2 separate regions of the Homo sapiens genome follow, and region 2 is linked to region 1. The links are chromatin loops, found by intact Hi-C in ENCODE. Cell type or tissue: Calu3. All regions are shown on one strand. Each heading gives the region's core, and the rest is flanking DNA. Links, peaks and the distances in the headings are about the cores only.

The links. Hi-C counts contacts between places; a loop is a spot of excess contacts. Peaks named below come from ENCODE experiments on the same cell type or tissue, not always from the same donor. Only the 100,000 strongest peaks of a DNase experiment are listed, where the experiment ranks them.
Region 2: a loop joins it to region 1, with 2.0 times the contacts of the local background. A loop is called at or near these places in 2 of 110 quality-filtered maps.

The regions. Positions count from the first base shown.
Region 1 is chr7:18,079,280-18,094,803 of GRCh38, reverse strand. It overlaps a transcript of HDAC9 not described here. Among named protein-coding and RNA genes, the nearest start is that of MIR1302-6, 40 kb to the left of the region's middle. RefSeq lists enhancers at 6,942-7,489, 7,490-8,038. In Calu3, for the core only: a CTCF peak has its summit at 8,348; DNase peaks (open chromatin) are centred at 6,903, 8,143 and 8,443.
Region 2 is chr7:18,006,528-18,022,051 of GRCh38, reverse strand. No RefSeq gene overlaps it. Among named protein-coding and RNA genes, the nearest start is that of PRPS1L1, 14 kb to the left of the region's middle. In Calu3, for the core only: no CTCF peak of the experiment used is centred there; DNase peaks (open chromatin) are centred at 7,941 and 8,921.

The DNA.
Region 1 (15,524 bases), core at 4,227-12,226:
TGATTTACTGGATGAAAGGCAGGGAGTTGCAACAGTTAAAAATGTAAGGGCCTGGCACGGTGGCTCACATTTGTAATCCTAGTGCTTTGGGAGGCCTAAGCAGGAGGATAGCTTGAGGCCAGGAGTACAAGACCACTCTGGGCAATACAGCAAGACCCCTTCCACAAAAAATGTTTAAAAATAAACAATAAATAATTTTTTTTAATTAGCCAGGTACGCTGGCATGAGCCTGTGAGTCCTAGCTACTTGGGAGGCTGACACAGAAGGATCACTTGAGCCTAGGAGCTCAAGGTTATACTGAGCTGTGATCACACCAGCCTTGGGAGTAGAGCAAGACCCTGCACCTAAAAAAAAAAAAAAAAAAGTAAAGGTAACAAAGATAGGCTGGGTCCAGGCTGTGAAAGAACTTGTGTCATGCTAAGAAGTTTGGGCTTTTAAAGTCAAATCTGGCCTAATCTAGTTTAGGAAATCTAAAACCTATATGAAGAAATTAAGTTTATTTAGAGACTTCCTGAGCTACAGTGTGCTCTAGAATAGATTAGTACTGTTGACCCCAGTCAAGCTGGGGCTGGCTCACAATTTCCTTCTTTGAGAACAGTAGTATTCTAGAAGGGTGGACACCTGAACCCAGATGGAGCAATAATAAAACTCCCTTTGCCTGGCCACAGTGGAGTAGTCCATAGGTGTGCACCTGATCTAACACAATCCAATCATACTCTTCCTTGAGGTATTCAGTTTTAAATGTTTACATTTAGGCTCAGATACCCAGGGAAATCTTAAAGGCTTCCTCATACTGTGCTGGGATGTAGAGTAAAACTCAGTAAAATTAACAGAAAATAGATAAGACTTCCTGGGTACAGTGGAGCAGCAAGGGGATCTGGGCCAATGATTCTGATCAATGGAACTAGATCCATTTAAAGAAGATATTTAAGTACATAAAACAGAAGAAAAAAGTAGAATATCTATGAATAGATTTCAGAGGCACCACAGAGTAGAAAGAGGGACTGAGTAATAGAAGAACAAAGGAAGAATGTCTCAATAGACTTTTCAAGATCAAAACAGTGGCATCTACTGAAAAAGCTATAGAAAGAACCCTATGGCCAAAGAGGCAATGAGAATTCATAATGTTACCTGATTTAATTTAATAGTAGAAATCTACATATAGGAAAGAAAGGAGACACAGTGCTTTTGATTTTAACCAAAATGATAAGTAGAAATAAAAATGCACAGCCTCTACTCCCCATTCTTACTTTTAGATCTAAGAGAGACCTATAATATGTACTTCCTGCTGAGAAAATAAAAGAAGGCATGATACAGCACACTCTCTCACTCCTCTCTTTAACCCTCATCTTGCAGTATCCAGTTCTCTCAAGCTGAATGATGGAACCCAACAGCAATTGTAGCACTGACATCCACTTCAATGTGAGTAACAGGCTTTCCCCCTGGAAACTTCACTTACTGCTTGTGAGTATGGGATGTGTACTACAAGACTTCAGGCTCTGGAATCAGACCTGGATTCAAATCCTAATGCCACCCCTAGCTGAACGACCCTTGGCAAAGTATTTAGCCTTTCAAAGTCTCCACACACCTGCCAGGGGAGAAGGGAGGCAGAACTAGGGAAATATAAACTAAACTGCCAGAGTTTGAGATACAAAATAGATAAAATGTGTCTGGCAAAGTGCTTAGAGCACAGGGTGTGTTCAATAGTCCCCAACCCACTACATAGCACCCTATAGTCACTGGGCCACAAATATAGTACAATGGTCCTTAGCTCTACTCCTTTCTATAAAATGAGGGTAGACCACACTGCAGGCCTCCAAGTCACAGCGCTGGTTCCCTGCAAGGATTAGTGGAATCAGTCCCTTAAAAGTCTTTCATGCGTGGAATATATTTAGGGACTAATTAAGTCAATACCCAGACTAATGTATGTGTAGTGATTCATCTTTCAAAGGTTTTCTACTCCTTTCTTATCACTACCACTCATAAATGGACCCTCATTACCATTATTCTCCTAAATCCTGGAAGAGTTTTCTCTTCCAAGAAGTCATCATGACTTCAGTCACTTTCCAATTCAATCCCATCCCTAGAAGGCTATCATGCCTATCCTGGCCAAAAACTCAAACATTTCATTAAGCAATCATTTTTTCTTCTTTCCCTCAGCAGTGGACACCTGTCATTCTTTTTGGCAATGGACAATGGGACCCCATTATTATATGTGGAGAATCCTCTCTTTTATGATATAGAGCCCACATTCAACTGTAGAAGCTATATGCCAGCAGCGACAGCAGCAGTACCTCACAGGACAAATTCTGCAGAGGGATTTGGAGCCTTGTTTCTACTTGAGTGGCTTCAAAGTCAGGTCTGCTGACTTTACCAGAGGTTCTTTTTTTTAAAAAAAAAAAAAGAAAGAAAGAAAAATAGGGTCTTACTGTGTTGCCCAGGCTGGAGCATGGTGGCACGATCATGGCTTACTGTAGCCTCAAATTCCCAGACTCAGGTGATCCTCCCACCTCAGCCTGCCAACTAGCTGGGACTTCAGGCACACACCATCACGTTCAGGTAATTTTTTCTGCATTTTTTTGTAGCAACAGGGTCGCGCCATGTTGCCCAGGCTGATCTTGAACTCCTGGACTCAAGCAGTTCATCTGCCTTGGCCTGCCAAAGTGCTGGGATTACCGGCATAAGCCACTGTGCCCACCCTACACCAGAGATTCTATGAGCTAGTCAATGTGGTGGACATACCCTAAGCTGACCTCCAAGGAGTCATGCCCTTGTATAGCCTGATGTCACTCTCTCACTATTATATTATAGTATATAAGACTCTTTCTTATCAGACTGGAGCAAGAGAGACTTCCTTGCTAGCTTTAAAAAAGTAAGATGCCATGTTGTAACAGTACCTATGAGAGGGCCACATGGCAAAGAATAACAGCAGCCTCTAAGAGTTAAGGGCAGCCTCTGAATGACAGCCAGCAAGAAAATGGAGGCCTCAGTCCTACAGCCACTATGAGATAAATTCTGCCAATAATAGAAAAGAGCTTGAAAGTGGATCTTTTCCTATTGATCTTCTGTTGGGATTGCAGCCCTAGCCAACATGGGAGAAGATCTCTGGCCAGAGGACCTAGTTGAGCTATGTGTGGACTTCTGAGCAATGAAACTGATATGATAAAGGGGTGTTGTGTTAAGCTGCTAAATTTGTGGAAATGTGTTACACAGCAAGAGAAAACAAAGTCAATATCCTCTAATAAATTTATTTGATGCTTATATTAACTAAGTTAGTTTCCATGACTTGCTACTGAATACCTTGAGTGACACACAGACTATCCAAATCTTACCCTTTCAGTGGTCACTTCAAATTCCAGTCATCACTACTGTACTAGAACTAAACCAGTCCACACCCATCTCCTTCTTATCACAGCTTCTGTAGAGATGTGAAGAAAGTACCATTTCCAGCAACCTCAATGCTCCTCAAGCTCACCAGAAACACGTTATACTCTCTCTGGTGCAGCAAACAATAGATAGTAGTTTTCCTCTCTTTGAAGCTCTAAACAAAATTCACCATAGTAAACAGGAAACCACATCTGAACTTTTTTTCAGTACTTGATACTTAATGATTTGGATGAGCTCCTATAAACCATTTGTAATTTAGGGAATGGAAGAGTAAGAATATACATATTAGCTTAATGGAGAGCTCTTGGTACTGTCTGCTTATTCAAAAATACTTGCATAAGATTACATATTACCATTATCTACAGAATTACAATGCTTCCTTCTGCAAGCTGGATAATATATTCCACTGTTAAGTGTAATAATGCAATATCAGAAGTCTATCACTTTAGTGTTACAAATCATGTGGGCAATTATCCTAAAAAAATTCTAGTGGGATTTGAAGGAGAGGAGATTTGGTGAGATGAAGAAAAAGAACAAGTTTCTGTCCTTTTCTTTTTTTTAAAAAAAGTCTGATTTATTCAGATATGAGATCTACATGGAAAGAAATGACTAGATAATTCCATAAACCTTCTGTTCACTTTGATACCTGTAAGTTCGGCCAAAGAAGCAGAGCTGATGAGAGAAATAGACATCCCGACACCCAGAATATGATCTCTGACCACTACTGGCTGCCTCTGGAGTGAACACTCCATTACTGTCCCCCGTCAATACTCTCTCTTCCCAAAAATCAGGTTCTGACTTTTCTTGCCAGTGAGGCTGATGATCCTCAAGCTTGACAACTGTGCTGATAAACTTTAAGAACTGCTTTGATCAGTAAAAGGGCAGTAGGTAGTTGATAGGGTGAGGCCAGCAGGGCAGAGAAATATGTGGACTATGGATTGATTGCAAGAACAAATATTCTGCAGAGGTGTGTGTGCTTCTTTGTTTATTTCAGCAGTAGCTATTAGAGTCATGGTTCTCTCCCATCAACAGGCCAACAGTATGATCCATCCCCTTATGACTATATTGACTGATTTAAAATCTGATCTGCACATGTATAAAGATGACCACTTTAAAAATCTAGAAATACATAAATTTATGAAGTTATCATAAGACACAGGAGCAGCTTGCTCTCATAATTAAAATACAGGAAATATAGATGTTAAGCTCAGCTTCACACTGATTCACTATGGTGTAACGTTGGGTATATCAGTGTACCTGCCGCCTCCTTCCTAAAATGAGAACAATATGTCACCCTACTTATCTCTCAAATGTTTTGAGGAATCACCAAAAAGTGTAAGAATTATAATAACAAACTGGGAAACAATTGTATATATCTGCAGATGCATGCAATAAAAATTAAGTATGATGTCTATTGAAAGCAAAAGGCTTCAAGCAGTAAGAGCCCCCACCAACTTAAACAGTAATACAAATTGTATTTTAAAACAAACAAAAAAAAACCAATGAAGCAAAAATAAAAAGCCACATTTGGATGTAATAACAAAAAATGTCCATAACTACAATATTTCACTAATGAGAAGGTACAGATGCTACATACAGAAGGATTTTATGATGTCCATATGTTTCTCAAATGACTCTCCTTGTTAGCTATTTCTCCACATCTCTATTTAAGAATAACCTGCACCTTCCCCACTGAGTGTGTACAAATTATAATGTAATATGTTGTAATATTTAAACAAATTCAAAAAAGAAGTAATTCTAATAAAAAGAAAGGAAAGCTACATAAACCTAGATGTAGATATTAATAAAAATCTGAATTCTGGTGTCATTCAAATTAGTTAATTAAATAGGTTTATATCTGGTCAGCTGGCCTTAAGATTCAAAACTCCTAAACCTCAAATAGAATTCATCTATATCTTAAATATATAATTATTTATATATAGTGGCAATAACTTCATAAAACAACTCTTTCTACCATAATAACGGTTATGCTTAATTTGGTCACCAAACAATCACAAAAATCTATAAGCATGTATAAAATTACCTTTTAATTGCAAAAGAGCCATCATTATTTCTACAAAAGACAGCACTTTAATGTGCTAAACACTCTCTAGTCAGAGTGCTGGTCTGACTCTCCAATAAAGGCCAGCCCAACAGGCTGAACTGCAGAAAGAAAGAAACAGGAAGATCAAGGTTAAAAAAAAAAATCTGTCTCCTACCCATAAACTGGTATTTAATTTAAAACTCCTTAACTTCCTTCTGCACAACCTTATGTGCATCTAACCGTGTCCATTTTGTAGTAAAGATTATCAATTCACTAGCACAGCTAAGAAAGCATCTCTCTCCCTCTGGCTGGCAGTTTATCAAAGGTCAGACAGGATTGCCACCTTACATGCATCTGTTTAATAGCTAAAACATATATGAAAACACTAGCTTTTTCCCACACAGAAAATGGCATATTCTAAGAAAATGCTGCTCTTCTTCAAATGTGCCCCATTCAAACAAAATGGATGAGAATAAATTACAAGCAAGTTTTACAACTGACTAAATTATGTTGTTTTGGAAATATAATATTCTTATTAGCCATTTTAAACATAAATGGTTTCCAGAAGGAACATCAGTAATTTGATGTTTGGGGAATTAAATTGGTCCAAACTGGAACAGTGGTTTAAAAGGATAAGGAAGACTAATTATCTGTGGTAAAAGGCAAATATATTAAACAACAAATTTTCAGTCACAATAATTTCCATAATAAAAATCAAAAGTACGAAAAAGAAGGTCAAAAGATATCTTTTAAACATGATTGCTGATTTCTTAAATGCAACTTATTCTGTGCTGTTTTTAATTACAGGATTAGAAAGATTTCTGGGGCATCAGAAAACATCCAGGCCTTTTCAAATGTCATAAGGTTTTCTTTTGGGAGATTTTCAATGTTTTTTTCCTTTAATATGGGTTTTCTATGTACGTACTCCCTTTTTCCAGATTTCGACAGTGCCTGCAAGATTTGAAAACATGACAGTGCTCTGAATACTTGTAATTCCTAAATCTTACTCCTTATGAGAAATCTCAGCACAGCAAGAGTATTTAGTTGTATATGCATTGTTATACCATTTGGGGAGAAAAAAATTAACTCTTCGCTTTCTTTTCTGGTAGAAGTTAAACTTTTTAAGCCTTTCTTACCCCTTTCCCATATTTTACACACACACATACACACCCCACATACATGAAATAATGAATATATGTAGATATCTCATTTCTTATAGGATTTCAAAATGCTACAGTTACTTAAAGCTGAAAGTTCCTTTTAGGAGATTACACACACCTCCCTGGAAGAAAAAACAATTGACAGATCTTCCTGAAATTGGAGCACAGGAGACTCACTAGAGAATTCTCCAAGTCCACATCACAGGAACTGCATCCTCAGCTCTCCGTTGCAGGCCACCTCTCCTGACAACCGCGCCTCGGATCTGGAGAGAGCTCAGTCCCGCTCTGTCACATCACAGACACACAGGCCTGACACCAGCACCTCTCATTGCGGACAAGGGGATAACGGCTTCAAAGCCAAACAAACGCAGCCTGCTAGGCGCTCAGGGAACGCCCCCGTCCTCCGTTCCCTCTAGTCCCCACTGTGACACCCTCGTATGGCATCTAATTAACCAGTTTACCTTAATAAGCTTACGATTCATCACTCTCCTTCCACTAGTCAAGGAACTGCTTTATCTCCCATCCCATCCCCCAGCCTCCTGAACTTTTCTTAAAACCCAGGATTCTGATGTATTGACTTAAAACTGAAGTCCTCCACGAAACATCAAAGGTACCCCCCAATAAGCGTTGCTCCCCTCAAGCAACACGTTGCCAGTACAAACTTTTCATTCATAGCTCGGCTCCAACATAAACTGGGTGTGTTTGGGGGCGGGAGAGAATCACGCCACCGACCGCTCGCCTCAGTTTGCCTAGCCAAATGTCAGGGTCTGCATGCCACAAAGATGACCTAGCACCCAACTTCTGACGAAGGTTCCCTTAAACCCACCGGTCTCCGGGCTGCGAGATGCAAGGCAAGTGGCATCAGAGTCCGGACTGAGATGCTGTTAACCTGCGGAACCCGAGAAGGGAATACCGCGGCGCATCCTGAGGACCGGTGGCCCCCAATTCCCAGGGCTTTCCTCAAGCACCAGCCGGGGACTCTGCCGTGGTGCCACTCACCTCCGCCCGCTCCTGCTGAGGCTATCGCGCCCTCCTTCGCTCCGCGCTGGCGACCTCTTAACTTCTCCCCCTTCTCCAAACAGCCATCTTTCGAGGAGGAGAAGAGAATGGTGAGGCAGAAGCAAAAAGGGAATGAAAGTTGACTCGGGGGCCGCCGCTGCTCCTCCAGCCGAGATTTACCGGCCGCGGCGGGCGCTAGAGGAGGAGACCGCGGCGAAAGCGGCGAGAGCGGCGGGCGCGGCGCGGCCGGCTCGGTGCGCGCTGCGCGATGTGCGGGACGCGCCGCCGCCGCCGCCGCCGCCGCCGCCGCGCGGGGGGGGCTCGGGAGGGCGGCAGCGGGCGGCTGCGAGCTGCGAGCTGAGCGGGCGGCGGCGCGCGGAGAATTTGCTAAAAATAGCACTTCTTGGGGAGGGAAGTAGGGGACGGAGGTGGGAGGAGAGGCTCGGCCGGGAGCCCCAGCGCCGCGGAGGCTGGGCGGGGCTGGGTGGGGATAGGAGGAAGGACCCGCGGCGAGAGCGCGGGCCCAGGCGCTGGAGACCCGCAGGGCGGGCCGGGAGGCGCGGGCCGGAGGGGATTACGGACGCGGGAACACCTGGGCGCGCGGCCGACGCGCTGGGAAGGACGCGCGGGAGGCGGGAGGGCAGCGAGGACATCCCGGGGTGGAGCGGAAAAGGGCTCTGGGCTGCACCAGCGTTTTTTTTCCCCCCCAGGGGAAGGACCAGGGAACCTAAGACGACTTGGGATTTCTGAAGCGAGACATGCCCACGCGAGGCGCGGGGTGATGGTCAGGCGGCGGCCGTGACAGAGAACGGTGCTGGGGAGAAGCCAGGCCGCTGCCTCGCCCTCTCGCGCCCCCCGTGGCTCGGGGAGCCCCGGCCGCTCAGGTGCGCGCCACGCAGCGCCAGCCCGCCCCAGCTGAACGACTTCTTTTAAAGAGGAGGTAGCATTGTGGGGCGGTACCTGGAACGTCCCCACAGATGCGTGGAGCTTGAAGAATCATTCAAGGGAATTTTAAGAGAAAAAAATGCTACATTTGGGGTTTGTCAAATGGGAAACGTGAGGGAATATGGTGACTGCTGTTGGAAACATGACTTAGGTATGCCGCGTTTTAAGGCTGAACAGAGAGGACCATTCGCTCTGAAACCAACCCTGAAAGAAGGCAAGCAGAGTTAGAAGGGCCGAGAATTAACGAGGTGATCTCCTTCAGTGGTTAGTATTCTTACCTTGGGGATTTTTTTTCTGCTATAAATGAAGTCTATACTAGCATCACTAGTAGCTGTAGATTCCTTTATGAAGTGTACAACAATAAAATATTTTTTTAAGTGTAATCCTAAACATACTTGGCTAAAGCTAACAGTTGATCACTCAAAGAGGCTAATATTTATGGTGTATGTAATTTGACCATCAAACGAATTAAAGCTGGTGTCTCTGCTTTCATATTTATGGTTTTCCTCTACGTCAGCTAAAACACAGCTAAGCTTATAGATTAATTATATGGATGGAAAGATCAAGAAAGACCTAACCCAGTACCCTCATTTTTAGAGGAGAGAACTCGGATCCATGGGAGTAGTGTGATTTGCCCAAGGTCTCACAGTGGCAGAGTTAAGATTAAAATTTAGGATTAGGGCCTAGGCCCGGTAGCTCAAGCCTATAACCCCAGTACTTTGGGAAGCCGAGGCTGGAGGATTGCTTGAGCCCAGGAATTCGAGACCACGCTGGGCAACAAAGTGAAACCCCCATTTCAAACAAACAAACAAAAACCTCAGGAATAAAGCCAGACTACCAATTTCATAACAGCAAGATAACTCGAGAAAAGGAGTGGTATGGTAGCTGTACTTTTAAAATAGTTCAGCATTCTTAGGAGGATAAAAGTGTATGATGGCTAGATTTATCCCTCACTTTGCTCTAATCAGGAATTCACGCTGCAGGAGTGGTCAGCTAGCTTTAAATAAAAATTTAAAAATAAAAAATAATAAAGATACTCCAAAGGCTGTTGGTGCTAGAGCTTCTGCTTAACTTTCTATCCACACTGAGGATTCTGTTCGTTAGCATGACGAATCGTAGTAATGGGTTCTCATTTCATGGATGAAATTGATGATATTGACTCAAGTAGAGATATTTCTGATTTGTATATATGCCAGATATAACTATCTAGTGACCTTTCACCCTTTACCTTTCAAAATGGAGTTAAGAAATGGTCAAGTGTCCAGCCTTTAAGTTTTTGGAGGGTTTTTTTTGTTTGTTTGTTTTGGTTTTGGTTTTTGTGGGGGTTTTTTGTTTTGTTTTGTTTTGTTTTGTATTTTGAGACAGGGTCTTGTTCTGTCACCCAGGCTGGAGTGCAGCTGTACCATCAGGGCTCACTCTAGCCTTGACCGGGGCACAAGTGATCCTCTAGCCTCCCAAGTAGTATCTGGGACTAACTTTTTTAGAGACGAGGCCTTACTTTAGTGTCTAGGCTGATTTTTTTTTTTTTTTTTTTTTAATGATTCTGTTTGCCTACCATTGACTTTAAGGGGAAAATTCTCCCTCTATTGTCTCTCAAGAAACCTTTCATGTAAAGTATGGCTGAAGCACATAAAAGGAAATGCCCCTGGGATTTCACTGGGTATCTAAAACAGATTTTGTGTAATAAAGATGTATATGGCAAAATTTGAATTGAAACTTATTTTCACCTTTTAGGGTGGTGATACCAGGCATAGTTAACCTTCACTTAAGTCTAATTATTTAAGTATCCCATGTCCAGGTCATTTCACAAATGGGAGCAGTCTTCCTCATCATTCTGCTAGACATTTGAATGCTGACTTTGAGTAAGATACATGCTGCGTGCTACTAGAGACTCAAATTTTTAAATTACGATTTAGTTGAAAAGATAATTTATCTTAAAAGTTTTGGTTGGGTTGGCATGTTCTCTGTTCAAACCTATATTATTGCATATATGACACTATATTATAATTTTTTCCTGGTTTTAGTCTCTTGTCAACTGAGCTCTAAGAGGACAAAGATAACTCATTCACATTTTTTGTAGTTTTTTAATAGACTATTTTTCAAAACAGTTTTAGATTTACAGAGAAATTCAGAAGATAGTACAGTGAGCCTTGAACAACACAGGGGTTAGGAGAGCAGACCCCCTGCAAAGTTGAAAATCCACATATAACTTTTGACTCTTTAAAAACTACTAATAGCCTACTGCTGACCAGAAGCCTTCCCAAAACATCAACAATTAACACACATTTTGTATGCTATATGTATTATATACTGTGTTCAAACAATAGTCTAGAGAAAAGAAAATTTTATTATGAAAATCATAAGGAAAATATATTTATTATTCATTAAGTAGAAGTAAATCATCATAAATGTCTTCATCCTCTTCATCTTCACGCTGAATAAGCTGAAGAGGAAGAGGAAACGTTTGTCTTGTGTCTCAAGGGTGGTTGAGGTGAAAGAAAATGTGCATGTAAGTGTATCCATGTAGTTCAATCCTGTGTTATTCAATGGCCAACTGTATAGAGAACAATATACATGCATACACACATACACACATACACACACACACACACACACACAATTTCTCCTGCTATTCTCATCTTTCTTTAGTATGATACATTTTCTACAATTAGTGAACTGGTATTGGTACATTATTAACTGAGGTCCGTAGTTTATCAGATTTCTTTTTGTTAGCTTTTACTAATGTGCTCTTTCTGTTTAAGGATCCCATCTAGGAGACCACAATATATTTAGTGATCATGTCTTTTTAGGCTTCTGGCTGTGGCACTTCCTCAGACTTTCTTTGTTTTTTATGACCATGACAGTTTTGAGGAATCCCAGTCAGATATTTTGTAGGATGCCCCTCTGTAGTAATTTGTCTGATATTTTTCTCATGGTAAAAATAAAGTGATGGATTTTGGAAAAGAAGATTATAAAGTTCTATTTTCATTACATTATATCAAGGGTATATACTAGGCAACATGGTTTGTCCCTGTTGATGACGATCTTAATCGCCTGGCTGAGGTAATGTTTGTCAGGTTTCTCCACTGTAAATTTACTCTTTTTCCTCCCCTTTACATACTGTATTCTCTGAGAGGAAGTCATTATGCGCAGCCCACACTTACGGAGCAAAGATATGACCTCTTCTTTTAGGGCAGAGTATCTACATAATTTATTTGGAAGTGTTAGTCATTCACTTTTTATTTCCAAAGATCAGCACAGAGCCCTCAACATAGTAGGTTCTTACTACATGTGACGTGCAAGAATAGGATTAAACGGAATTTTTCCCCTCAAGAAAGTTTATAGGATCTGGATGTCAGCAAAATGGTGAATAAGACTTTCCAGTGCTTGTACTCCTGCAGAAACATCAATCTGAACAACTATACATGCACAAAAATACACCCCCAGGCCATCTGCTGTGGTCCTATACACCAGTGAACCCACAGTTCGGGCCTGCTTCAGCAGACCTTGGGTCTAGGCCTATCCTGGTAGACCCCAAGCTCCAGGCTAGCTTTCATGGCTTCAAGTACCAAGCCAACACCCATGATCCTTGGCTCCAGGATATAACCCAGAGACTCAGAATCCAGTAGACCCCAATGTTAGGCCAGACCTCATGGACTGAGACTCCAGAACCAAACCTGCCGACCCAGGCTACAGACTGGCCATAGTGGACCCAGGACCTAGGCCTGCTCCTGCAGACTCAGCCACAGGGCCACCCCAGTGCCAGACCAGTTTCCAGCCCCATCTTAGTGCCTGCCCATCCCCTGCAGATTGAAGCTCAAAGCACACAGCAGTAACAGGTCAGTCCCTATAGACCCAGGATTGGGGCAGGATCCCATGGACACAGGCTGTAGGAACACCCTCATGAACACAGGCTCCAGGGCCACCCCCGTGGACTCAATCAACATGTCCACCCCAGTGGATGCAGACCGCAGGTACAACCCCATAGACCTGGGCACTGGGGCAGCCTCCCTGGGAAATCCAGCAGTAACTCTACCTGTGAACCACACCAGAAAGCATGCCAGAATCTCTAGACAGACTGACTGGTAAAAGTTTTTCCAGATAAAGTGTGTCTGCAAAGATTTTAATAAGTCCCTATTTATTCAAATTAACAGACACCAATACATACCGATAAGGTTCAAGAAAAATCAGGGAAACGACACCACCAAACAACGGAAATAAAGCACTAACTAATCCTAAAGAAATTGAGATCTATGAAATGATTTACAAAGAATTCAAAATAATTCTTCTAAGGAAACTTGGCAAACTTGAAGGAAATACAGAGAAATAATTCAATGAAATCAAGAAAACAATAAATGATGAAATGAGAAATTTAATAGAGATTAAAATTATCTTTAAAAATCAAATCCTAGAGCTGAAAAACATAGTGAATGAAATAAAAAATACAATAGAGAGCATCAATAGTAAAATTGATGAAGAAAAAGAATCTGTGAACTGGAAGACAGGTTATTTGCAAATATATAAGAGGAGAATATGTAAATAAGAGGAGAAAACAGAAAAAAAATTGAAGGAATGAAGAAAGCTTACAGAATTTATGGGAAAGCATCAAAAGAGAAAATATTTGAATTATACCATTTCAAGAAGGAGAGAAAAAAGATAAAGGGCCAGAAAAAATATTTTTTGTTTTTGAGAGGAAATCTCACTCTGTCATCCAGGCTGGAGTGTGGTGGTGCAATCTCAGCTCACTGCAACCTCTGCCTCCTGGGTTCAAGCAATTCTCCTGCCTCAGCCTCCCAAGTAGCTGAGATTACAGTTACCTGCCACCACACCCAGCTAATTTTTGTATTTCTAGTAAAGACAGGGTTTTGGTGAAAAATGTAATATAATCTGGTGAAAGATATAAATATCATTGTACGGGAAGGTCAAAAGTCCCCAATCAGATTCAATCCAAATGAGACTACACCAAGACACATTAAAATCAAACTGTCAAAAATTAAAGAGAAAGGGAGGATCCTGAAAGCAGCAAGAGAAAATAAGCATATCACACAAAGGGGAGTTCTAATAAGGCTAGCAGTTTATTTCTCAGTGGAAACCTTACAAGCCAGGAGAAAATGGGATTATATATTCACAGTGCTGAAGAAAAAAAAAGAAATCGTGCCAGTTAAGACTACTGATATTCAGCAAAGTTGTTCTTTAGAAATGAAGGAGAAATAAAGGCTTCCCAGGCAAACAAAAGCTGAGACAGTTTATACCACCAGAACTGCCTTAGAAGAAATGCTAAAGAGATTTCTTCAAGCTGAAGGAAAGGACTCTAATTAGTAACAAAAATATATATGAAAGTATAAAATTCACTAGTAAAAGTAAGCACAAAGTCAAATTCAGAATATTCTAATCCTGTAATAGTGGTGTGCAGATCGTTTATATTTAGTGTAAAGGTTAAAATACAACACTATTAAAAATAATAGCTACAATAATTTGCTAAGATATACACAATATAAAAAGATGTAGATTCAAACATCAAAACATAAAATATCAACATTATTGACTCAGAGTGAAAAGTTTTTTAACATAAAATGGGTAAAATAAAAATACTGAGTTTTTCTATGCAATAAAAATTAAATAATTATCATCTTAAAGCAGCCTGTTATGAGATATTTTATGTAAGCCTCATGGTAACCACAAAGCGAAAACCTACAGTAGATACATAAAAGATAAAAAGTAAAGAACAAAGCATACCACTAAACAAAATCACCTAATCACAAAGGAAGACAGTAAGAGAGGAATAAAGGAACAAAGGATCTACAAAACAACCAAAGAAAAAAATAACAAAATGACAATAATGAGTCCATACCTATCAATAATTACCTTGAATGTAAATGGATTAATTATCCAATCAAAAGATAGAAAGTATATTAACAAATAATAGGCCCAACTACACGTTTGCTAGAAGAGACCCCTTTCACCTTTAAGGATACACACAGATCGAAATGAAAGGATGAAAAAAAAAAACAAATTCCATGCAACTTGAAACCAAAAGATAGCTGATATGGTTTGGCTGTATCCCCACCCAATGTAGTTACCATAAGCCCCACATGTCCTGGGAGGGGCCCGCTGGGAAGTAATTGAATCATGGGGGTGGTTACTCCCATGCTGTTGTTTTCATGATAGTGGGTGAGTTCTCAGGAGTTCTGATGGTTTTATAAGGGGCTTTTTCTCCTTTTGCTTGGCACTTCTTGCTGCCACCATGTGAAGAAGGTCATGTTTGCTTCCCCTTCTGCCATGATTGTAAGTTTCCTGAGGGCTTCCCAGTCCTGCTGAAGTGTGAATCAATTAAACCTCTTTCCTTTTTAAATTACCCAGCCTCAGGATGTCTTTATTAATACAATATCAGAGGTAGCTATGCTTATATCAAATAAAATAAAGAAGGTCATTATATAATGATAAAGGGGTTAATTCATCAACAGGATATAACAATCATAAATATATATGCACACAACATCAAAGCATCTAGATATATAAAGCAAATTTTAATAGTTTTGAAGGAAGAGATAGGCTGTAATATAAAAATAGCAGAGGACTTCAGTACCCCACTTTCAGCAGTGAACAGATTATTCAGACAGAAAAGCAATAAGAAAATCTTGGATTCCAACTACACTTTAGATCAAATGGGCCTAATAGACATTACAGAACATTCCATATAACACCAGGAGAATGCATATTCTTCTTAAGTGCACATGAAACTTGTTTAGTGGCCTAGACAATAATAGATCATATAGTATAGACCACTAAACAAGTCTTAACAAATTTAAAATTGAAATCATATCAAGTATCTTTTCTGACCACAATGGAATTAAACCAGAAATCAATAACAGGAAGAATTTTAGAAAATTCATAAATACATGAAAATTAAACAACATGCTCCTTGACAACCAATGGGTCAAATAAAAAATTTAAAGAGAAGTTAAAAAATATCTTGAGACAAACAAAAA
Region 2 (15,524 bases), core at 4,746-12,745, 73 kb after region 1:
ATTTTTGTATTTTTAGTAGAGATGGGGTTTCACCATGTTGGCCAGGGAGGTCTTGCACTGCTGGACTCAAGAAATCCTCCCGACTCAGCCTCCCAAAGTTCTGGGATTACAGGTGTGAGCCACCGCACCTGTCCAAAAAGGCCTTTTTAAGAAGGATATAAAACTTAGAACTCATAAAAGATAAGATTGAAACAGGACTTCTGTGATTCTACAGCCAGAAACAGACTGATACTCAGCTACAAATGTGTACTACCCTTTGAGAGAGGATGAATGACTCTAAGGGCAGAGTGGCACAGAGGCCAGCTGGGGCTGCTGAGGACAGCCCAGAAGCAGACTGAGCTGCCGCCATAGGCCCAGAGGCTAATGGAGCCATTGCTGCAGACTCAGAGGCTAGAGCTGTGGCCCCAGCAAGTGGAGCATCATCTTAGTCCACCCAGACTGCTGTGATAAACTACCATAGACTGCGTAGCTTATAAGCAACAGAAATTTACGTCTGACAGTTCTAAAGGATGAAAAGTGCAAGATCAAGGTGCTAGAAGATTCTGTGCCTGGTGAGGGCCCACTTACTGGTTCATGGACAGCTGTCTTTTCACTGTCTTCATATGACAGAGGGGTTAGAGAACTCTTGGGGGTCTCTTTTATAAGGGCACTAATCCCATTCATGGGGGCTCCACCCTTATGACCTAATCGCCCACCAAAGTTTCCACCTCCTAATACCATCATAGTAGGGGTTAGGATTTCAACACAGGAATTTTGGGGAGACACAAACATTTTGTCTATAGCAAGCATCAAGCCACATATAATTAGTCTTAGGTCTTGAAACTTAATTAAATTTCTCCTACTAGATTTCAGAGTTGGGACTGACAACCTTTTTATTCCTTCCAATTTCTCTCTTTTTGAATAGGAATGTATAAGGATATATATTGTAAACCCAATTCATGCATAAGGATACGCAATGCCTGTCCCACTCTTTTACTTTGGAAGTAGATAACTTGTTTTCTATGTTCGTGATCCAGAGATAGAGAGGAATTTCTGCCCCAGGATAATTTATACCCATAGTCTCACCCATATCTGATTTAGATGACAAGATCTGAGGCTTTGGAGCTGATAATATTTAGGTGAGATTTTGGACTTAGTGCTGATGTTATCATGGGCTGAGACTTTTGGAGATGTTGAGATGAGGTGAACATGTTTTATATGTGGACAGACATGAAATTTGGGGAGCAAAAGGGATAGTAGGCTGAATAGTGGCCCCCAAAAGGATATATCCAAATCACAACCCCCAGAACCTGTGAATGTGACCTTATTTGGATAAAAGATCTTTACAGATGTAAATAAGTTTAGGATTTTGAGGTGAGGTAATGCTGGATTTAGGGTGGGCCTTAAATATCATTATAGGAATGAATAGGCAAAAGAAGGTTGGAGAGACAGAGACACAAGGGAGAAAGTCATTGATGATGGAGGCAGAGATTAGAGTGACACGTCTACAAGCCAAGAAATGCCAAGGACTGCCAGCAGCTGCTAGAAGCTAGGAAATAGACTCTCCCTTAGCGTCTCCATAAGCAACCAACCCTGCTGACACCTTGACTTTGGACTTTTAGCCTCCAGAGAATAAATTTCTGTTGTTTCAAGCTACCCAGTTTATAGTAATTTGTTACTGCTCCCCCGCCCCCCAGGAAACTAATACAGATTCTGGTAGCAGGAAGTGGAGTCCTGCTATAACAAATATGTAGGAATGTGGAAGTGGCCTTGGAATTGGGTAATGGTAGAGGCTGAATGAATGCTGAGGTATATGAAAGAAAAAGCCTAAATTGCTTTGAAGAGACTGTTGGTAGAAATAGAGTTGTTAAAAGAGATTCTGGTGAGGGCTCAGAAGGAAGAGATGCTTCTCTCATCTTAGAGAATGTATGTGTCCTCGCAGATTGTTGGTAGGAATATCAACATTAAATATGCCTCCAGTGAGGTCTCAAAAGAAAATGAAGGGTATGTTATTTGAAATTGAAGGAAAGGCTGTCCTTGTTATAAAGTGGCAGAAAACATGAATGAATTGTGTTTTACTGTTGGGTGGAAGGCAGAACTTCTAAGTGATTAACTTGGATATTTAGCTGAGATTTCCAAGCTAAGTGTGGAACATGCAGCCTGGTTCCTCCTTGCTGCTTATAGTAAAAGCAGAGAGGAAAGTGATAAATGTGGAAGGAATAAAGTAAACAGGAACCAGAACTTGATGATTTGTTGAGTTTCTTAGCCTATCCAGATGGCAAAGAATGTGAAAATCAGGAAATTCATTGTTAGAAAATCATGCTCTGGATAGAAGGCCAAGGGTGTGGCTAGATAACCTTTTCCTGAAGAAATTAAGTGTGTGACTCATAGGTCTAGTCAACCATCTCAGCAGAAAGAAAGAATAGCGTCTAAATAGACTGATAGAGTACTAAATAGCTATTGTGCTTTGGTTGATTTTTTAAAATTGATATAAACCTTACCTAATGATAGGCAAACCTAGGAATAACTAAGTAGGCATCTAAAATACCAGCCTAAGGATTTTTCATTTATTTAAAAAAGCAATGAGAAGCCCTTGTAGCTTTTTAAGTGGATTTTCAGTAGATGGCTGATGCAATGAAAACTACTTTCATTTTTTTTATTTTTATTTTTTTTTTGAGACAGAGTTTTGCTCTGTTGCCTAGCCTGGAATGCAGTGGCCCAATCTTGGCTCACTGAAACCTCTGCCTCTCCGGTTCAAGCCTCTGCCTCTCTGGTTCAAGCGATTCTCATGCCTCAGCCTCTGGCGTAGATGGAATTACAGGTGTGTGCCACCGCACCTGGCTAATTTTTTGTATTTTTAGTAGAGACAGTGTTTCACCACGTTGCCCAGGCTGGTCTCAAACTCCTGGCCTCAAGCAGTGTGCCCCCATTGGCCTCCCCAAAGTGCTGGGATTACAGGCATCAGCCACAGCACTGGGCGAAAACAGTACTTTCTAAAGAGAATTCAGCAGTATTGTGCAAACTGAACTGTACTGGAAAGATTCTGCAACTGGGAAACTACATGTGCCTGGGTGGTTTCCATTTTGAGAAATTGGGCCTAAACAATATTTTTTTAGTGTTATAGTAAACAAAGAAGCCTTCATTTTTTTCTAATCCCTAATGCACACGGGAGTTGTTTACGGGAATTTAGTCTGGGTATAAATTTCTAAATGTAATGCTGACAGAATCTCTTATCAATGACATGATTAATGATGTTTTCTTCAGAGTGGCTTCAGTTAGTGTTTATTAAGATGCTTCCCAAATCCTAATTCTATTTCAAAGATACAGTCAGATGATTATACTTATGAGTACCCTGTAAGAATGAGAAAAGAAAAGGCAGTGATTGAATGGTTTTAAATAACACATTTTATCCTGATTAATTATTATGCAACTAGTGACTTTCTTCTTCTGTTTTTATATGCATCATTCTCTTTCTTTCTTTTCTAGGAAAACCATTAATTTTTTTCATCTTGATTTCATTGCAAATGCTATGTAATGACTGGCATAACTCACTGCTTAGGGCATGGGAAGGGAGCCTCCCTTTTGCAACATGAAAGAGTCTCTGGTTGTGGAATAGGCAATGAGTAGTGTCTGTTTCACAGACTGAAAATTGTGCTTTTCTTCTTCGTCCTTGCTTACTGATATGGTTTGGCCATGTCCCCACCCAAATCTCACCTTGAATTGTACTAATCTCCATGGGTCAAGGGTGGGGCCAGGTGGAGATACTTGAATCATGGGGGCGGTTCCCCCATACTGTTCTTGTGGTAATGAATAAGTGTCATAAGATCTGATGGTTTTATAAATGGGAGTTTCCCTGCACAAGTTCTCTTGCCTGCTGCCATGTAAGATGGGACTTTGCTCCTCATTCACTTTCCACCATGATTGTGAGACCTCCCCAGCCATGCAGAACTGTGAGTCAATTAAACCTCTTTCCTTTATAAATTACCCAGTATTGGGTATGTCTTTATTAGCAGTGTGAGAACAGACTAATACACTTACCATTTGGCTTTTCCACTTAATAACCTACCAGTTAAGGAAGGATTAGAAAAACTAGCCCTGTGAAGGTCTCCAGGCATATTAAGATATGGGAAGAACAGCAAGAGCAAAGGCTTTGAGGTGGGAACATGCATGAATTACAGCAACATAAAGAAGTTCAGTGTGGCTGGAGTAGAGTGAGCAAGAGACACAGCAGAATGAGATTAAGTCCGCAAGCTGGGGCAGATTCAGATAATGTAGGTAAGCTATCACATGCTCTAAACTTCTCTATCTCCAGTCACCATCAAATTGACCTTTTTTATTTTAATTTTTTTCAAGACAGGGTCTCACTCTATTGTCCAAGTTGGCATGCATTGGTGTAGGTCAGGGCTTACTGCAGCCCCGAACTCCTGGACTCAAACAATCCTCCCACCTCAGCCCCTTGAGTAGCTGGGACCACAGGACTATCACCATGCCTGGCTAATTTTTAAATTATTTTCTTTTGTAGAGAGATGCGGTATCACTATGCTGCCCAGACTGGTTTTGAAATCCTGGGCTTCAGTAATCCTCCTGCCTCAGCCTCCCAAAGCTCTGGGATTTTGGGAGTGCACCACTGCACCTAACCTCAAATTGATCTTTTGTTTGCTCCTTGCTTGTTAGTGCTCAAGTCTCTACTAGGAAAATTATGTCTTAAATTATTCCTCATTAATAAGAATTTTATCTTTCACAGGAGCTTTCTGAAAACACTGGCAACTCATACATTCCCAAACTTGCCAGGTCATCAAATTCTTGGCTTCCCACTCTTGACTTCCCGAATCTTCAGATAAGAGGCTTGGAAAACAACATTTTTAAATGATTATCTTCAATGATTCTTATGATCTGGCAAGCTTAGGAAACACGAAGCCTCAAAACCAAGACTGATTGAGGTAATTTTGAGTGCAGAAGACAGTTTTGAGCAGTAACATTCCAAAAGACATGCTACTTTACTAATACCTGTGGCAGCTCTGGTCAATACTTGAGCTGCTACTTTCCCCTACAATGACCATGGCCTTCATCTCTCGTGGATCCTAGAATTCCTTCCTGCTGACTTGAGACATGACCTCAGATTCTTTCTCCATGCAGGTATCCAGGCAGCCACTATCAATTGATAAGACCTGGCATAGAAGGCGAAACTTAAATGCCATCCCTCTCATAAGGTTATCACTAGACTAGGGCAACTTCTCAGCTGACTTTTATTTGGGGAAATACTAAATTATTACATTTTAAAAAGTTTGGGTTAATCTATGGGGTTAAACTTATTTTATTGACTCAGCAATATATACTGATGTAAACTTCACAACTGCAGTATCCGGAAAAAACGGATTATGACTATTTCTTTTATAACAGTTTATATATGCAGACATATTTCTGAAAGGGACAGTGAAAACAAAAATGAGTTTTAGAATTAGAGTTTAAGGTAAATTCTGGCTGTGCCAGCTATATTACCGTACAGCTGTATTACGGCGCATTAGCTGTTAATATTATAATATTAGCTGTACTATCAGCTATCTTAGTAACCAATTAATATATGTCTTTGAATCTTTGATTCTTCATTTCCACAAAAGAGACAAAATACCTCGCACAACTGCTGTAATTTAATATAAACGTTTATGTGTGAAACAGCTAGAAGAGTTTTGGTCACATTATGTGGACATGAAAAAAGCCTAGATTTTCTCCTTTTATTTATTTGAAACAGAAATCTCCATCCATTAGCTGACTCACTTATAAGACTCTTTGTGCGTTCCTCTGTTTGATTACAGAATTTGGGTAATACATGGAAATTTTAATAAACACCCTAAAATGCTATTTATGCAAAGTTTAATAGTTAATATATATTCAAACAAGCAAAATCTTTGAGTAACCTTTTTAATTCTTATGGGCATGTGCCCTAGACTTGTAAGGAAACCATGGAATCAAAGTCTCTTCGAGTTAAATGGGACCCTCAACATCATCGGTACGATGTACTGAATTCTTACAATAGATGAGAGAAGCTAAAATTGGGGCCTCATTTACAAATATGTTTGTCCTGGAGTTAATAAAGTATTGTCTAAAACTAAATTTTCTATTTCTTCAGTAAAGAGTAATGACTGTGAGTAATGTGCAGTCTTCAATTATTGAAGAAATATTAATTTATATTAATGATAAGGCAGGAAATTTAAGCTAACCCAAGAAAAACAGATGTAGGAAAAACCTATGCCCAAAAATGTTTTCTAAATAACTCAAGTAATCAGAAATGTAAATAAATAAGAAAATCCCATTCCTAAACATGAGAGTTATTCAAAATTATACTGAAGTTGAATGTGTACACCTCTCAAGTTTTCCCAAGTTTTGTCTTTCCTCTACTCCTTAAGCATAAGTACTTCTTCAAAACATATATCAGTAGGCTAAAATATCAAAAAGTTAAATTATAGGTTGTTGCTACCTGCAGTATTGCATCAGCTTCAAGGGTCAACCCCTATTTTCTGTCTCTCACCTCCCCTTCCTTGGCTATTCTCAAAGAAACTTGCTAGCTTCTCAACCAATCCTAACAAAAGCAGGCTCAAAACCTTTGAATCTGCAACCTGGTGCAGATTTTAAATTAACCACAGCAATGGAACAGCTACCCACAGTGGTGGTTCCATATGCCCTCTGTTTCTCCTTTACCACCAACGTGGCTAAGCCCAAGGTCTGCCATATGAGGACCCAGCCTCGGGTGTCTGGGCATTCCTTGGGTTGTCACCCTCTGATCCTCCCTCTTATGTTAGCCATTAGACTAGCTTTTTCCTTTGATTCGCCTTCTTCTCTATATTCTATCAGCTCTGTGCCCTTGTACCCATTTAGACTGCGGCCCTACCCTGAGCCCCAGGTGATGTGAAGACCCTAGAAGCTTGCTAGTCTTAGTGTCTATGTCCTTTCCTGAGGAGAAGCTGGTTTCTCTTGCACCTCCTGCATTATCACATCTGTTCAACTCTTCTGCATCATTACCTAGATTTCCTATCATTGCCTTCTGCCCATCAAATCCACTCTTCTGATGCTGGCAGTTGCTGGTATCATGCCCAAGCTTGCTGTGTCTTTTGGGTGCTCTGCTTTTGGAGCCCCCGTCTGATCTCACTGGGGCCACCCTCTCACTTCCCACACCCTAATCTTTGCCACTGTGAGTAGCTCTCCACCCAGTTTTGGCCTTGACCAGCTCCCTGCTGAGGTCCCCATGTGCTTGCTAACAAGGCTGACCTAAGTCAATTCTACCTGTTCCCTTGCCACTAATATGTATCTACATACTTTCGCCTACGAAATGCTGATAGTAACCTTCAAAAGCATCCTTTTAATCTCATCATTCTGATGTTCAAAAGCCCAATATTAATTTTCTATTGTCTACTGCATTTGAAAAATTCTTCTGTTTGGCTGTTAAGAATCTCCCAGTGAGGCCAGGCATGGTGGCTCATGCCTGTAATCCCAGCACTTTGGGAGGCCAAGGCAGGTGGATTACCTGAGATCAGGAGATCGCGACCAGCCTGGCCAACATGGTGAAACCCCATCTCTACCAAAAATACAAAAAATTAGCCGGGCATGGTAGCGGGCACCTATAATCCCAGCTACTCAGGAGGCTGAGGCAGGAGATTGCTTGAACCCGGGAGGCAGAGGTTGCAGTGAGCTAAGATCGTGCCATTTTATTCCAGCCTGGGTAACAAGAGCGAAACTCCGTCAAAAAAAAAAAAAAAAAAAAAACTCCCAATGAAACTATCCTTATAAACTTTATAAAATAAACTGAGCTTGCAGCACATTCAGCATTAATCATTAGGTCAGCTTGCCTTCTGACCTGCTTCCTCATAGTTGTGTGGTGCCTGTTGTTCTAGAATCACATAGACTCTGGATTATAGCTCCCTTAACTGCTCTATAGATAACAACTTGAACATTATGAAAGGTTAAGTTTTCCCTTTGAGATATTCTTTCAACTCCTACATACCAGCAAAACTACTAATGTCAGTTGAAGGACCCCACAAGGAGCTGACTCACCAAAGAATGCAGTTTTCACATCCTGATGATTTTATACCCCTTACCCTGGCCAATCAATAACCCCAATTTTCTAGCCTCTTGCCCTCCATGATTCCCTTAAAAACTCCAGCTCCGAACTCCTTCGGGAGATGGATTTGAGGGTCTCCTCCCATCTTCTCACTCAGCCACCCTGTGATTATTAAACTCTTTCTCTGCTGCAAACCCTTCAGTGTATTGGTTTATTACTGTACAGTGGGCATAAGAACCTGTTGGTCCTGTAAAACCATGGTCCATTCAATCAAATTTCCCAAGAATTCCCAAGAGTCAGATATGATTAGCTCACAGGCCAAGTCCTTTTCTCATGCTGTTGGTTCCACATAATCTGCCCTCCTTCCTCTTCCCTGCATGTTCCAGTCCTACTCGTTGCTCAAAGGCAAGCTCCAGTAGGAATCCCAACATAAAGTCTTTCCTGGACCCTCCAGCTCTTTGGTACATTGACCCAGTATATATATATTTTTTTAACAATTTAGTACTTCTTTCCTAATTGCTTCATACGTTTTGTTAGTCCTGCCGTTCACAGGAGGATTGGAAGGATTCTGTAAGAAATGACCATTTGCTCTACTTTTTTATTTCTTACAGTGCTTAGAACAGTGAGAGGAGGCATAAAATAGACTAATATAAGTACAGTTGGTTTTAAAAGTGCCTTATAGGCAAATCTTTTTCTTTGCATTGAAAACACATTGGTCGAGAAATGGATTCAAGATAGCCAAATAGGAACAGCTCTGGTCTACAGCTCCCAGCAAGATCAACACAGAAGGTGGGTGATTTCTGCATTTCCAACTGAGGTACCCAGTTCATCTCACTGGAACTGGTTGGACAGTAGGTGCAGCCCATGGAGAGCTGCCAAAGCAGGGCTGGGCGTTGCCTCACCCAGGAAGCACAAGGGGTCGGGGAATTTTCTCCCCTACCCAAGGGAAGCTGTGAGGGTCTGAGCCTGAGGAACTCCGGCACAGATACCGTGCTTGTCCCACAGTCTTCGCAACCTGCAAACCAGGAGATCCACTCCGGTGCCTACCCCACCAGGGCCCTGGGTTTCAAGCACAAAACTGGGTGGCCAATTGGGCAGACACTGAACTAGCTGCAGGAGCTCTTTTTTTTTTCCATACCCCAGTGGCGCCTGGAATGCCAGCAAGACAGAACCGTTCACTCCCCTCAAAAGGGTTCCTGAAGCAAGGGAGCCAAGTGATCTGGCTGGGCGGGTCCCACCCCTATGGGGCCCAGGAAACTAAGATCCACTGGCTTGAAATTCTCACTGCCAGCACAGCAGCAGTCTGAGATCCACCTGGGGCATTCGAGCTTGGTGGGGTAGGTGCATCCACCATTGCTGAGGCTTGAGTAGGTGGTTTTACGGTCACAGTGTAAACAAAGCCACTGGGAAGTTCGAACTGGGTGGAGACTTCTGCAGCTCAGCAAGGCTGCTGAGGCCAGACTGCCATATTTCTCCTCTCTGGACAGGGCATCTCTGTAAAAAAGGCAGCAGCCCCAGTCAGGGGCTTATAGCAGACTTAAACGTCCCTGCCTGGTGGCTCTGAAAAGAACACCGGAACTCCCAGCACAGAGTTCGAGTTCTGCAAAGGGTCAGACTGGCTCTCAAGTGAGTCCCTGACCCCCATGTATACTGACTGGGAGAGAACTCCCAGTAGGGGCCAAAAAACACCTCATACAGGAGAGCTCTGGCTGGCATCTGGCAGGTGCCCCTCTGGCTCGAAGCTCCCAGAGGAAAAAACAGGCAGCAATCTTTGCTGCTCTGCAGCCTCCACTAGTGATATCCAGGCAAACAAGTTTGGGAGCGGACCTCCAGCAAACTCTATCAGACTGGCAGCAGAGAGTCCTGACTGTTAGAAGGAAAAGAAACAAACAGGAAACAAACAGAAAGGATTAGCACATCTACTCAAAGACCCCATCCAAAGGTCACCAACATCAAAGACGAAAGATAGAGAAATCCACAAAGATGGGGAAAAACCAGCACAAAAAGCCTGAAAATTCCAAAAACCAGAATGCCTCTTTTCCTCCAAAGGATCACAACTCCTTGCCAGCAAGGGAACAAAACTGGATGGAGAATGAGTTTGACAAACTGCCAGCAGTAGGCTTCAGAAGGTGGGTAATAACAAACTCCTCCAAGCTAAAGGAGCATGTTCTAACCCAATGCAAGGAAGCTAAGAACCTTGAAAAAAGGATAGTTGAATTGCTAACTAGAATAACCGATGTAGAGAAGAACACAAATGACCTGATGGAGCTGAAAAACATAAGTATCAATAGCTGAATCAATCAAGTGGAAGAAAGATATCAGTGACTGAAGATCAACTTAATGAAATAAAGACAGAAGACAAGATTAGAGAAAAAAGAATAAAAAGCAACAAACAAAGCCTCCAAGAAATGTGGGACTATGTGAAAAGACCAAATCTACATTTGATTGGTGTACCTAAAAGTGACGGGGAGAATGGAACCAAGTTGGAAAACACTCTTCAGGATATTATCCAGGAGAACTTCCCCACCCTAGCAAGACATGCCAACATTCAAATTCAGGAAACACAAAGAACACCACAAAAATACTCCTTGAGAAGAGCAACCCAAAGGCACATAATCATCAGATTCACCAAGGTTGAAATTAAGGAAAAAATGTTAAGGGCAGCCAAAGAGAAAGGTCGGGTTATCCACAAACGGAAGCCCATCAGACTAACAGCAGATCTGCCTGCAGAAACGCTACAAGCCAGAAGAGAATGGAGGCCAATATTCAACGTTCTCAAAGAAAAGAAGTTTCAACCACCCAGAATTTCATATCCAGCCAAACTAAGTTTCATAAGCAAAGGAGAAATAAAATCCTTTACAGACAAGCAAATGCTGAGGGATTTTGTCACCAGACCTGCCTTACAAGAGCTCCTGAGGGAAGCACTAAATGTGGAAAGGAACAGCCAGTACCAACCACTGCAAAAACATACCAAATTGTAAAGCATATCAACAGTATGAAGAAACTGCATTAACTAATGGGCAAAACAACCAGCTAGCATCATTAAGACAGGATCAAATTCACACATAACAATATTAACCTTAAATGTAAATGGGCTAAAAGCTCGAATTAAAACACACAGACTGGCAAATTGGATAAAGAGTCAAGACCCATCAGTGTGCTGTATTCAGGATACCCATCTCACATGCAGAGACATACATAGGCTCAAAACAAAGGGATGGAGGAATATTTACCAAGCAAATAAAAAGCAAAAAAAAAGCAGGAGTTGCAATCCTAATCTCTGATAAAACAGACTTTAAACCAACAAAGATCAAAAGAGACAAAGAAGGGCATTACATAATGGTAAAGGGATCAATGCAACAAGAAGAGCTAACTATCCTAAATATAAATGCACCCAATACAGGAGCACCCAGATTCATAAAGCAAGTTCTTAGAAACCTAAAAAGACATTTAGACTCCCACACAATAATAATAGGAGAATTTAATGCCCCACTGTCAATATTAGACATATCAATGAGACAGAAAATTAACAAGGATATTCAGGACCTGGACTCAGCTCTGGACCAAGCAGACATAATAGGCATCTATAGAACTCTCCAGCCCAAATCAACAGAATATTCATTCTTCTCAGCACCTCATCACACTTATTCTAAAATTGGCCACATAATTGGAAATAAAACACTCCTCAGCAAATGCAAAAGAATGGAAATGATAACAAACAGTCTCTCAGACCACAGTGCAATCAGATTAGAACTCAGAATTAAGAAACTCACTCAAAACCACACAACTACATGGAAACTGAACAACCTGCTCCTGAGTGACTACGGGGTAAATAACGAAATGAAGGCAGAAATAATATGTTCTTTCAAACCAATGAGAACGAAGGCACAATGTACCAGAATCTCTGGGACACATTTAAAGCAGTGTTTAGCGGGAAATTTATAGCACTAAATGCCCACAGGAGAAAGCAGAAAAGATCTAAAATTGACACCCTAACATCAAAATTAACAGAACTAGAAAAGCAACAGCAAACAAATTCAAAAGCTAGCAGAAGACATGAAATAACTAAGATCAGAGCAGAACTGAAGGAGAGACATGAAAAAAACCCTCAAAAATATCAATGAATCCAGGAGCTAATTTTTTGAAAAAAATCAACAAAATAGATAGACCACCAGCCAGACTAATAAAGAAGAAAAGAGAGAAGATTCAAATAGATGCAATAAAAAAATGATAGAGGGGACATCACCACTGATCCCATAGAAATACAAACTACCATCAGAGAATACTATAAACACCTCTATGCAAATAAACTAGAAAATCTAGAAGAAATGGATAAATTCCTGGACACATACACACTCTCAAGTCTAAGCCAGGAAGAAGTTGAATCCCTGAATAAACTAATAACAAGTTCTGAAATAGAGGCAGTAATTAATAGCCTATCAACCAAAAAAAGGCCAGGACCAGATGGATTCACAGCCGAATTCTACCAGAGGTACAAACAGGAGCTGGTACCATTCCTCCTGAAACTATTCCAATCAATAGAAAAAGAGGGAATCCTCCCTAACTCATTTTATGAGGCCAGCATCATCCTCATACCAAAACCTGGCAGAGACACAACAAAAAAAGGAAATTTCAGGCCAATATCCCTGATGAACGTTGATGCAAAAATCCTCAATAAAATACTGGCAAACCGAATCCAGCAGCACATCAAAAAGCTTATCCACCATGATCAAGTTGGCTTCATACCTGGGATGCAAGGCTAGTTCAACATATGCAAATCAATAAATGTAATCCATCACATAAACACAACCAAAGACAAAAACCACTTGATTATCTCAATAGATGCAGAAAAGGCCTTCGATAAAATTCAACACCCCTTATGCTAAAAATGCTCAATAGGCTAGGTATCGATGGAATGTATCTCAAAATAATAAGAGCTATCTATGACAAACCAACAGCCAATGTCATACTGAATGGGCAAAAACTGGAAGCATTCCCTTTGAAAACCAGCACAAGACAAGGATGCTCTCACCACTCCTATTCAACATAGTATTGGAAGTTCTGGCCAGTGCAATCAGGCAAGAGAAAGCAATAAAGTGTATTCAAATAGGAAGAGAGGAAGTCAAACTGTCTCTGTTTGCAGATGACATGATTGTATATTTAGAAAACCCCATTGTCTCAGCCCCAAATCTCCTTAAGCCGATAAGCAACTTCAGCAAATTCTCAGGACACAAAATCAATGTGCAAAAATCACAAGCATTCCTATACACAAATAACAGACAAACAGAGAGCCAAATCATGAGTGAACTCCCATTCACAATTGCTACTAAGAGAATAAAATACCTAGGAATACAACTTACAAGGGATGTGAAGGATCTCTTCAAGGAGAACTACAAACCACTGCTCAAGGAAATAAGAGAGGACACAAACAAATGGAAAAACATTCCATGCTTATGGATAGGAAGAATCAGTATCGTGAAAATGGCCATACTGCCCAAGGTAATTTATAGATTCAATGCTATCCCCATCAAGCTACCATTGACTTTCTTCACAGAATTGGTAAAAAACTACTTTAAACTTCCTATGGAACCAAAAATGAGCCCACATAGCCAAGACAATCCTGGGAAAGAAGAACAAAGCTGGAGGCATCACGCTACCTGACTTCAAACTATACTACAAGGCTACAGTAACCAAAACAGCATGGTACTGGTACCAAAACAGATACATAGACCAATGGAACAGAACGGAGGCCTCAGAAATAATACCACACACCTACAACCATTGGATCTTTGACAAATGTGACACACACAAGCAATGCGGAAAAGATGCCCTATTTAATAAATGGTGTTGGGAAAACTGGCTAACCATATGCAGAAAACTGAAACTGTACCCCTTCCTTACACCTTATATAAAAATCAACTCAAGATGGATCAAAGACTTAAATGTAAGACCTAGGACCATAAAAATCCTAGGAGAAAACCTGGGCAATACCATTCAGGACATAGGCATGGGCAAAGACTTCATGTCTAAAACACCAAAAGCAATGGCAACAAAAGCCAGAATTGACAAATGTGATCTAATTAAACTAAAGAGCTTCTGCACAGCAAAAGAAACTAGCATCAGAGTGAACAGGCAACCTACAGAATGGGAGAAAATTTTTGCAATCTATCCATCTGACAAAGGGCTAATATCCAGAGTCTACAAAGAACTTAAACAAATTTACAAGAAAAAAAAACCCCATCAAAACACCAAAAGCAATGGCAACAAAAGACAAAATTGACAAATGGGATCTAATTAAACTAAAGAGCTTCTGCACAGCAAAAGAAACTATCAGAGTGAACAGGCAACTTACAGAATGGGAGAAAATTTTTGCAATCTACCCATCTGACAAAGGTCTAATATCCAGAATCTACAATGAACTCAAACAAATTTACAAGAAAAAAACAAACAACCCCATCAAAAAGTGGGCGAAGGATATGAACAGACACTTCTCAAAAGAAGACATTTATGCAGCCAAAAAACACATGAAAAAACGCTCATCATCACTGGCCATCAGAGAAATGCAAATCAAAACCACAATGAGATACCATCTCACACCAGTTAGAATGGCAATCATTAAAAAGTCAGGAAACAACAGGTGCTGGAGAGGATGTGGAGAAATAGGAACACTTTTACACTGTTGGTGGGACTGTAAACTAGTTCAACCATTGTCGAAGTCAGTGTGGCGATTCCTCAGGGATCTAGAACTGGAAATACCATTTGACCCAGCCATCCCATTACTGGGTATATACCCAAAGGACTATAAATCATGCTGCTATAAAGACACATGCACACGTATGTTTATTGCGGCATTATTCACGATAGCAAAGACTTGGAACCAACCCAAATGTCCAACAATGATAGACTGGATTAAGAAAATGTGGCACATATATACCATGGAATACTATGCAGCCATAAAAAAGGATGAGTTCATGTCCTTTGAGGGACATGGGTGAAATTGGAAATCATCATTCTCAGTAAACTATCGCAAGAACAAAAAACCAGACACCGCATATTCTCACTCATAGGTGGGAATTGAACAATGAGATCACACGGACACAGGAAGGGGAATATCACACTCTGGGGACTGTTGTGGGGTGGGGGGGGGGGGAGGGATAGCATTGGGAGATACACCTAATGCTAGATGACGAGTTAGTGGGTGCAGCGCACCAGCACGGCACATGTATACATATGGAACTAACCTGCACAATGTGCACATGTACCCTAAAACTTAAAGTATAATAATAAAAAAAAAACAAGAAAACCAAATAAGGCATAAGCTGCTTATAGTGAAAAAAAAAATTCATTAAACCTTGGACTGTGAGCTATATATGTTGTATATGATTTTTCTAAGGAAATCCCCAATATCCCAGTTTCTAAGACAAATAAAAGTCCTCTGAAAAAAAAAAAAACCCCATCAAAAAATGGGCAAAGGATATGAACAGACCCTTCT